3 separate regions of the Homo sapiens genome follow, and regions 1 and 2 are each linked to region 3. Evidence: chromatin contacts called from ENCODE Hi-C data. All regions are on one chromosome and are shown on one strand. The core of a region is the stretch at or near the end of the contact, and the rest is flanking DNA. Distances in the headings are between cores, read along the strand shown.

Region 1 (3,278 bases), core at 744-3,243, 3.3 Mb before region 3:
ATGGTCTGTTTTGCTAGTATCTAGCAGTACTGTGTGGATGATGAATTAATGCAATGCAGAGTGAAAGTGGAGGAGAATTGTTGTGAGGAGGGACTGATAATATCAAACCTCAGTGATCCAAATATCAAGCCCCCCGACCTGAGGAGCGTCACGATCTAAAAAGACAAGCACAGCTGATTTTTTAAAAATAAATAAAGAAGTACCTTTGTGGGATCTACATGCCATGGGAATTGAGTCCTGTGCTTTAGCAGATAAAGAGGGTCTAAGAAAGTACATATAATAAAAAGGCTAACTTTTATGAAGACTTTACATTGGGGACCCAGAAGAATATTTGTGTTGTGCTAACCTCCAACTGTAGACAAATTATTTCTCTACACATGGAAAAATTAATGTGGCTGTACTGTCAAATAAAAGTACAAGAATAAATCCTTGTAATAATTCTATAGAAGCTAACAGTCCCTTGTTTTCCGATCTGCATTTATTACAAAACCAAAAGTCATCTGTCTTATCCTTATACATTCACATAGACACAATGAACAACTACTGACTTCAAAGTATTTCTAAATTATCTAATTATTCTAGCAGTAAACATTTAAAAATCACACTGAAACGAAGATGAATACTGTCATAAACAAAATATTAAAATAAGACAAAACACAGTATATTTTATCCTTCCTTACCCATTAAGCATCACAGAAAACGAGTTAGGAAAATGTCATATGGTACTACCAGCCACTATACTTATAATTCGTAATTAAAATGAATTTAATATTTTCTTAGGATTTACTTAATGCAGTCAACATGGTATTCTCACTTGTTGGAAAAGATACTGGTTTACATTCCATCCAAGCAACTTAGTAACACCTACATGTCAGAACAAAATCCAACAGTATTTAAAGAAACTTTCTTTTAAAAAGAGTCTAGCACCTAATAAATAACATTCACAACGTTTTCCATCCTATCAAAAAATTACCAGCCAAGTGCAATGGCTCATGTCTGTAATCCCAGCACCTGGGGAGGCTGAGGTGGGCAAATTGCTTGTGCTCAGGAGTTTGAGACCAGCCTGGACAACATGGCAAAACCCCATCTCTACAAAAAATACAAAAAATTAACCAGGTGTGGTGGCATGCACCTGTGGTCCCAGCTACTCAAGGAGACGGAGGCGAGAGGATCACTTGAGCTGGCACCACTGCACTCCAGCCTGGGTGACAAAGCAAGACCCTGTCTCAATCAAACAAACAAACAAACAAACAAAAATACCAAAGAAAAAAATATATGATCCAAACCAGGAGAAAAACCCAAAGAAACAGACCAGAAATGACTCAAGTAGACATTATAATGATAAAAAATATATCTGAAATATGGGTTTAACAGCAGACCAGACACAGCAGAAAAACATCAGTGAACTTGAAGACACAGCAACAGAAACTATTGAAAATGAATCAGAGAGAAAAAGATTGGGAGAAATAAAAAAACAGGGTACCAGTGCCCTGTGTGACAGTATCAAGCAGTTTAACCATGTGTTACTGGAGTCCAAAACTAGAGAAGGGAGGCACAGAAACAAATCTCTGAAGAAGGGCTGAAAATTTTTCAAATCTGGAGAAAACCATAAGCTCGCAGATCCAACAAACTCTGAGCTAAAGAACTATAAAGAAAACTCCCAGTCTGTTGTTATGTACATCATAACCAAATTGCTGAAAACCAATGACGAAGAGAAGAATATTAAAAGCAGCCAGAGAAAACTTAGTTTGAGGGCCTTAGCTTAGAAGTAACATATTAATAGGAGGGAAAGAAATCAAGCAAAGTTTTATTCTTTTTTCTTTAAAACAAACAAACAAACAAACAAAACACTTATACACAAAATCCAGAAAAATACTAGTGGTAAGTTCAAAAGAACTTGCATCATTTCAATTAACTAACCGTAAGCATCCAAAACCTCATTTTGTAATCGTTCATGTGAGATGAGCTAATGTGGTCAGCCGACCAGTTCAGAATGTTTACATGTATACCAATGATTTGGGATGAGCAAAGTAGTACAAGGTCTACATCAGCTGCCCTGAAACATTTGTCTTACTTGTGTTTAATAACATGCAAATGTGAAATGTCTTTCTGGTACTAAACTTCTGACAGTCACGTAAAACATTTCACTCTTTTACCATAAAACCCTGCTAAAGTACTATTATTACACTACAGTCTGGTCTAGGCAAAGTATGTCTTGAACTCAACCCAAGGGAGTTTGGTGTAGGTTTTAGAGGAAAAATGTGTGAAAAGAAAACAAAACAAAAATTCAAGTTACTTAGGGTTAAATAGTTCTGCTCTGACATATTAGGTAAACCACAATGGTGCCTGAAATAGCTATCTGTAAAATGATGAAGTCGGATTAGATGAGTCTGAAAACATCTGTGGTTCTGCAAAAGCCACCCCTGCCCCCCAACACCACCCCCGCCAAAAAAACCCAAAACACTTCATTTAGCGACATCCTTCGAAATAAATGGATATTTTAACCACTTGTGAAGTATAATATTCATCTGTATGAAGTTCTCTCATCCACCTCCACCTATTCTCTATTAGGTAATAAGTATTAGGGAGATTTCTGCTATTGGGGGAAAGAGAGGAGGGACATAGGCAGAAGGGATAGATTTTCTAGGTTTCCTTTTTCTTTAAACAATGTGTATAGCTTGCTTGGCCTGAAGTATTAATCAAAGGGAGCTAAGCTCAGTTTGAGGTTGTATGTTTGGTTCATACTACAAGAGCCAATTTATTAATAAGTTATCCATATTACACGAGTCAATTTATCAATGTTAGTTATCTTTATCATCAATCTACAGCTGAACATTTATCAGCTCACCTCCAGGTGAACGGTCAAACCTCGAGCTTATCCAACATGTACTATCTAACTTTTGCACTGTTTCAGAGCATAGGGTCTTTACAAACCTAACTAATCTTGCTTATTTTTCAAGATAGACATTTAGACTTGTTTTTTAATGAAAATTCATCTTTTTAAAACAAATGTAGATTTAAAAAAAAAAAGATTTCCTATGGAAATGAATAAGAAGCTATCTCCCCAACAATTACTGAAGAGCAGGAGCCTGTCATCCTTACCACTGCTTCTCCGGTGTCTAGAACAGTGGCTGGTGCAGATTATGTGTTCAAAACTACTTGCTGATTGAATAAACAAATCAAGTAAGTTTATCTTCTATACTTTGGATTTAATCATTATCCAAATCCTTTTAAAATACAATAACATTTCACTATTTTTAAAATATATTTTTTAAAGG
Region 2 (3,207 bases), core at 476-2,975, 3.5 Mb after region 3:
CCAGGCCAGTTTTGAGCTCCTGGGCTCAAGACATCCTCCCACCCCGGCCTCCCAAATCACTGACATAGGCGTGAGTCATCACATCCAACCTCTGTCATTGTTTTTATTACTGCTTCTGTTATTATTGTTAGAATGTCTATTGTCTTTCTTCATTATCCACTACTATGACAGATTATTTCAATTAATGTATTAAGTATTATTTAAGGTGGTTAGTCTTCTGAAAAAATTAAGCAAGCTTTTCATGTTTTCACAGGTAAATGTCTATTAATTGGATGCTTTAGAATCTCCTTTAAAAAGTTGAGTCTATTTTTCTGGGAAGGATAAAAAACGTTTGTGGAGATGTCAGGGGTTTCTGGAAGAACATCCCTAACAGCTCTATCAGTGCTGTGCCGATCTGGTATGGCTCTAAAATAGTCAGGAATTTCTGTGGCTTGGTTGTTAAAATATTGGTAATTTGAAACTGTCAATGATGTGAGGGTTTCTACCACAGAAATTGACAAAAGCCACCAGTTAGGGCTCCTGCAACCAGAGAGCCCATTTTACCAGCATATCACTGTATAGTTTTTGCTAAAGATTAGGATCACTATGAAGTCTGATGTAATGACAGAGCATCTTACTGTGAATTTTAATACATCTTGGGGTAAATTTTGCCTGCAAGGTTTAACAACTACTATATGGATTATAAGTCAATATAACAGTTACCCGTAACCTGGGCGTTAGCCCCAACATTCAATATCAAAGGAGTTTCCTTTGTATATTTTCTACTGGGTCTTTTGTATATTTCCATGTGTTTTTGAGTGATTCGTGGCCAAATGAAGTTTTTGAACCATCTTTTAAAAAGTTAAAGAAAAATACACTTCTTCAATGAAAAAGAAATACATATTTTCAAAGAAAAATTTCCCCTCAACTTTAGAAGTAAGTTAGGGCAAAATCAGATTTTTAGAATAATTTTTTAGTTTTACCTATAACATTCAAACTGGAAGAAAATAGAATGAGAAAATATCTTACTAGGCTCTGAATATTTATGATGATAGCAAGTTATAATTTCCCCTATTGAAAAACCATCTCATAAAATGCTCAACTGGTTGCTTGCTTTTTTTTTTTTTTTACTTACCTAGCGAAAAACCACATGCAAGATCATTTTGAAACGGACTAGTTCACGGGTTCCACTTCCTGTTGTGAGGAGTAAAATCTATCTTAGATGCAATAAAGTTCTCAAAGATTGTTTTCACTGTCTCATATAAACCAATTTAGGTTTCAAATTCATGTATGTTAGGTGAAACTGAAACTCCCTGAATTTGTTATTTCTATAATATGCAGTCTGTTTCTGGTCAGGGAAAACAGTTTTAACAGTTAATAATTTGCTTTAAGAGAATTATTGTCAGAACAGGGTTGACTCAATGACTCAATAACTAAGCTCCCTCCCCCACTTAAAAACAAACAAAAAAAAAGCCTTTCTTTGAGTTGGGTGCCTGTTCTGCTTGAGGTATTGTTCTCATCCCATCCTAGGCATAAGAACGTGGTGTAGACCAAGGGTTGGTCTTGGGCAGAATTGAGACAAAGCTCACATTTTGGGGCTTTCCCTGGAAGTAGCCCTAAGGTGGAGCCGGAGGGCTCCAGTCCCACTGGGTGCTCACAAGGAATGGGTGGAGGATACTCACTGGTACCCAGCTGGGAGCGATGGAAGGAGCATCACTTCCTCTCTGCCTTGGCTGATCCCATCGCTGCCCTCCAGGGACTTTCCTCTCATTTGTTCATCTGAAGGCTGCTCTTCTTGTTTGAACTAATGTAATTTCATCTTGTTCATTGGAGGCCTGAGCACTCTAGGAATGACTGTTAACAACGCCCTTTTCTCCCTATTCCCCTGGTTCTTGGTTTGTCTCAAGTGCTTGCTAGGGACTCCTGGACCCCAGATTTCCCAAATCTTACCCAGCATCTACATTCACGAATTCTCTTCTTTGTCTTTAGTCCTGGCTCTCAGCTAAAATTTAGCCACTCAAATAATATACATATTTGGGCAAAAATATTTTGCCAATAGGTACTAGTTGGGTTTTACTGATCTCAGAGAATTGGCATATCAAAAAAAGGTCCCAGGAGATGATTTGAGGGAATGATAGGAACTTTAGAACACAAGACAGGTCAGTGTGGGAGATATTTGTGAAGTGAGGCTGAGACTAGGTCCTTTTCATGATAACTTGCCTGGATTTTAGTAACATGCCATGATTATAACATGTCTATCTTTGCTTAAAATTTAAGGTAATTACTGCCATCTTTATGGATGATTAATTTTGGGGGGGATAAATTTTACTCTAACATTGGTCAGATGAAATGTCAGTGCAATATTTCTTGGGATCTATATTTCCCAGGAAATATAATTTAAACACTTTAGCTTCGTTGTAATTGCTGAAGGATACATAAATCATACTTATAAAAATTATGATTTTTTTCTGTTTATTAGATATAAAGTATTTGTTTATCTCAACGATATAATATTATATTACACATACTCATATAAAGGGATGTTGTTTAGTTCTCAGAGGATTTTCACAAATAAATCTTGTAAAATCTTTATAAGACCTATAGGATTAGAATTATTATCAATATCTTCATTTTATAAATGAAGAAGCAGATTCAGAGAGTGCTATTTTCTTGGGCACCACAGCTACTAATTATAATAGCCAGGAATTGGTTCCAGGCCTCTGGATTTAAAGACCTTCTCCTCTTTTCACTATGTCATATCCCTTCTTCAAACATACAGTAGAACCATATACAATAGCTATCAGATCAATAGTTAGATATGTAGACTATAAGCCAGGAACCTCTAGAAAACATTATAAAATGCTGTACTAAGATTACATACCAAATTTTGGAACTGCTTTTCATTTTCACACGTTTTTTCCCCTGAGTTCTCTACCTGTTAACGGAAAAGGTTGTCTTTCAAATTTAAATCAGTTCAGCTTAGATATTTGTAAAGAAAAAACAAATAGAACTTCTTTAAGCAAAATTTTTTTTCTCTCTCTCTACACACACACACACACACACACACACACACACGTATTTTAAAGCACTTAAAAATATTTTTTATTTTTGCTGATAGTCTGATTGTATGTTTGTTTAAAATGTATTGTGGAAAAAATGTATATTTCATATATGTTGTCTTATGTCTGATTTGAAGAGCTAGTACAGAATAGTAGGTGGTAACTAATT
Region 3 (3,186 bases), core at 428-2,927:
ACTCACACCCAGACAAAGTTAAGCAGGGACTAAGTTAGTGACAAGATAGTTCACCAACTATTTATTAAAATCTTCTGGAAAATATGTGTGTGCTGTAAATATTGTCTTGATGACAATGAGCTGTTTTTAAAAGATTTTTTTTAAGGATAATTTGGTGGGGAAACGTGCTCCCAGACAACAATGCTCATGGACCCAAGACCTTTTAGAAGATTTTTGGTGCAAAGGAGTCTGCACGGAGAGGCTTTCCTGACTCATACCCTACTTGTTTCCAAAGCTCCCCTGTGAATAAATATTACAGCAGGAGGGTCAGGATGGAACATTAGCAGATGTGAACATTTTGGCTCTTGAGGGTGACACTGCTGAATCTATGCCAGGTCCTCTCTCTCTGGAAAATTACTAAACTACGCTCAAATGATAAAACAAAACAAATACATTTCAGGCGGGGCGCGGTGGCCTACGCCTGTAATCCCAGCACTTTGGGAGGCCGAGGCGGGCGGATCACGAGGTCAGGAGATCGAGACCATCCTGGCTAACATGGTGAAACCCCGTCTCTACTAAAAATACAAAAAATTAGCCAGGCGTGGTGGCGGGCGCCTGTAGTCCCAGCTACTTGGGAGGCTGAGGCAGGAGAATGGCGTGAACCTGGGAGGCGGAGCTTGCAGTGAGCCGAGATCGCGCCACTGCACTCCAGCCTGGGCGACAGAGCGAGACTCCGTCTCAGAAAACAAACAAACAAACAAAAAAAAACAAATATATTTCAAAATGAACACCCGAAGCCCCCACAGTCATAGCTGTGTGCCTCCATGCACCTCTGCAATGTGGTGGGAGCGGGAATATCCATGCCCAAATACTTGCCCATAAATATCTCCCATCTAACTCTTTGTGGAGGAGATCAGATCCGAGTGGAAGGGCTCGGTGTCCCTGAGGGTAACGCCCATTGTCTAAGCAAGAGGAGTCTCTTTCTAACCCTAATAGGCTTGTTAACTCTTGGTGTTCTTCCTGTTCCTTTTTAGATAATCTATTAGGTTGGCACAAAAGTAATTGCAATCTTTGCCATTAAAAGTAATGGTAAAAACCGCAGTTACTTTTGCACCAAAATAATACATCACAGGTTTATACTCAGCCTTTGTTACTATTTTAGGTTGAATTATTTCCGTGCAAACCCTCAGAGCACAGGGATCTGTAATTATACTTTGCAAGAGATGTTACGTGCTACCAGCAAATTTTCCAGCTCAGTGATGCAAGGCAGGAGCTGTACATCTTCTCACATGTGGTTATTCATTCCATACAGTACTGAGAAAGAGCCTTAGTCACATTTGGACTCCCTAAGGAAGTGTCAGGCCACATCACTGCAGCCACATTCCTGCACAGAGCTTGCCTCAACCTCGCTCCTCCAGGCGAGCTCCATGCCGGCCACGTGATGGCCCCCGCCAGTGTTGAGAAGTGATTCATCGTCAGCTCCAGGGGAAAAACAGACTGTGTAGGAAGGTTCCATATGACAAAAACATCCGGATTTTTTTTCTTTCTGCCTTCTACTGGGCAATTCAGACCTTGTTATCATACAATTGAGGTGGAAATGTGACGTAATTAAACTGATTTATGAAAGTCACATACAGAAACCAGAGTCATTTTTTAGAGCCCCAGTGTGGTTAAAGTTTACTTCCTCTGTACATTTATAGCAAAGGCTTTTGAACATGGTTGAGGGCAGAGAGCCAGTTTCGGGTAGATTGGGAGAAGGTCTATTTGCTGGTTACTGCTGCTTCAATTTATATTTCCCCCTCAGTTTTACCAAGGAAAAGGCCTTAATGGACTGAATTCAATGTGAAGCTTGTGTGATTCTCTATCTGTGGCCACTTCAATGTGAACGCCAATGACCATGAGCCGGGTAATGACTTGGAAATATACTAGACAGAGCACAGCCATGGGAAATACCACGGAAGACTATGTTAGCTCCAGAATAACATCATTAAAACTAGCTTAATTTAGTACAGCATCTGGATCAGAAATAGTCCTAAACATGCATACACAAAGCAAGTATACATTTGCATGATACGTACACAGAGCTTTAAAAAGCAACCTGGATATAGTGTGTCAGTTTTCAGAAAGGGACCAAGATGAGATTAATGAACCTTGACACCTGCTTTGCTCTCTTCCACTGCCGTAGAAATCCTCTCTGCTGAGAGTCTGGCATACTTCATAGATACAGTATTTGGAGAAGCAGCAAGGCTGGATGGTTTGTGTAACACACTGGAAACGTCATGAGGCTGATTCTAGATTTGCCAGTCATCAACTGGGGGCACTTGGCCACGTTTTCTAACTCACAAAGGTTTTCCAGGATAACATTTCATGCTACCTCCCCTTGGTGTTTTGAGGAATCGTCAATAGGACAGACAGGCAAGCACATGAGAAACATAAGCTGCTAGTTGGCACAGGTGTGTTGGGCTGCTGGAATCAGGCAGGTGTATGGAGCCGGGTGACTCATGGAGGAGGAGGGGTTCCACCTGGAAGGGACACTCCCTGGTCTCTCTCCACATAGCTAATGTGAGTCACCACATTCCTGGCTCCCTGCCTGACTTGCTTCCGGGTCAACCACGGAACCCCAGGGCCACCTGGGGTTGGGCCTGCTCCAGCTGTTCCCTTCGGAGCCTTGCCCTGCTTGCTTTGCACTTGTTAGAAGAGGGAGCAGGTACTTCCCCGCAGGGACCTGTGTCTGCCTTCAGCTGTCTAAATTCCATGGAGAAGGCCTGGAGATCCATGGGGAAAACTCCTTTCATTCTGGGATGGTCTGGCCTGGAAGCCCGGAGCAGCTTCCTCAACCCCGCCGCCCTCCCCTTTTCCCTGCCTTGTACCCAAGGAGCCCCAGCCCCTACTCCACATCACAGAGGGCAGAGGTGGAGCCCACCTGGGACGGTGGCCACCTATACCCTCATCACCAGGCCTACATCAGCACCCTCTGGGCGTGACTTCCCTCACTTTCTAGGTAATGAAGAAAAAGATCGTGTTTTACATTGAGACGTATAATCTGTGTAGCTTGGAAGAGGAGAATATGCAACCCCCAAATATGCATAAGGATTGTTGAGCTGAAGGCCATTAAAAAGCAGATGCAGGAGAGCTCTCTGCCCTCGCTCTATTTGCCTAAAGCGGGGCACAAAGACAAAAGGTGTCCTGTCCCCCTTCCACCAGGGA

What was found. A loop is a pair of places that touch in the nucleus more often than their neighbours do. Pooled maps may share reads with other maps.
Region 1: a map with no recorded cell type shows a loop between it and region 3 (19-fold over the local background). The contact joins two enhancer-like sites. A Hi-C loop is called at or near these places in 3 of 37 single-sample maps with no recorded cell type and 2 of 50 pooled maps.
Region 2: a loop to region 3 is called in a map with no recorded cell type, with 18 times the contacts of the local background. The contact joins two enhancer-like sites. A Hi-C loop is called at or near these places in 2 of 37 single-sample maps with no recorded cell type and 7 of 50 pooled maps.

Annotation. Positions count from the first base shown.
Region 1 is chr6:161,028,411-161,031,688 of GRCh38, reverse strand. The region is part of intron 1 of MAP3K4 (mitogen-activated protein kinase kinase kinase 4); the gene reads right to left. Among named protein-coding and RNA genes, the nearest start is that of MAP3K4-AS1, 38 kb to the right of the region's middle. RefSeq lists an enhancer at 2,178-2,277. Within about 2 kb of position 1,993, at least 2 of the 41 ENCODE cell types and tissues checked have a DNase peak (open chromatin) inside an H3K27ac peak, as active enhancers do.
Region 2 is chr6:154,248,154-154,251,360 of GRCh38, reverse strand. The region is part of intron 3 of IPCEF1 (interaction protein for cytohesin exchange factors 1); the gene reads left to right. Among named protein-coding and RNA genes, the nearest start is that of IPCEF1, 110 kb to the left of the region's middle. Within about 2 kb of position 1,725, at least 5 of the 41 ENCODE cell types and tissues checked have a DNase peak (open chromatin) inside an H3K27ac peak, as active enhancers do.
Region 3 is chr6:157,762,907-157,766,092 of GRCh38, reverse strand. No RefSeq gene overlaps it. Among named protein-coding and RNA genes, the nearest start is that of SNX9, 59 kb to the left of the region's middle. RefSeq lists enhancers at 1,492-1,541, 2,432-2,501, 2,074-3,186, 2,775-3,186 and a silencer at 2,032-2,141. Within about 2 kb of position 1,677, at least 35 of the 41 ENCODE cell types and tissues checked have a DNase peak (open chromatin) inside an H3K27ac peak, as active enhancers do.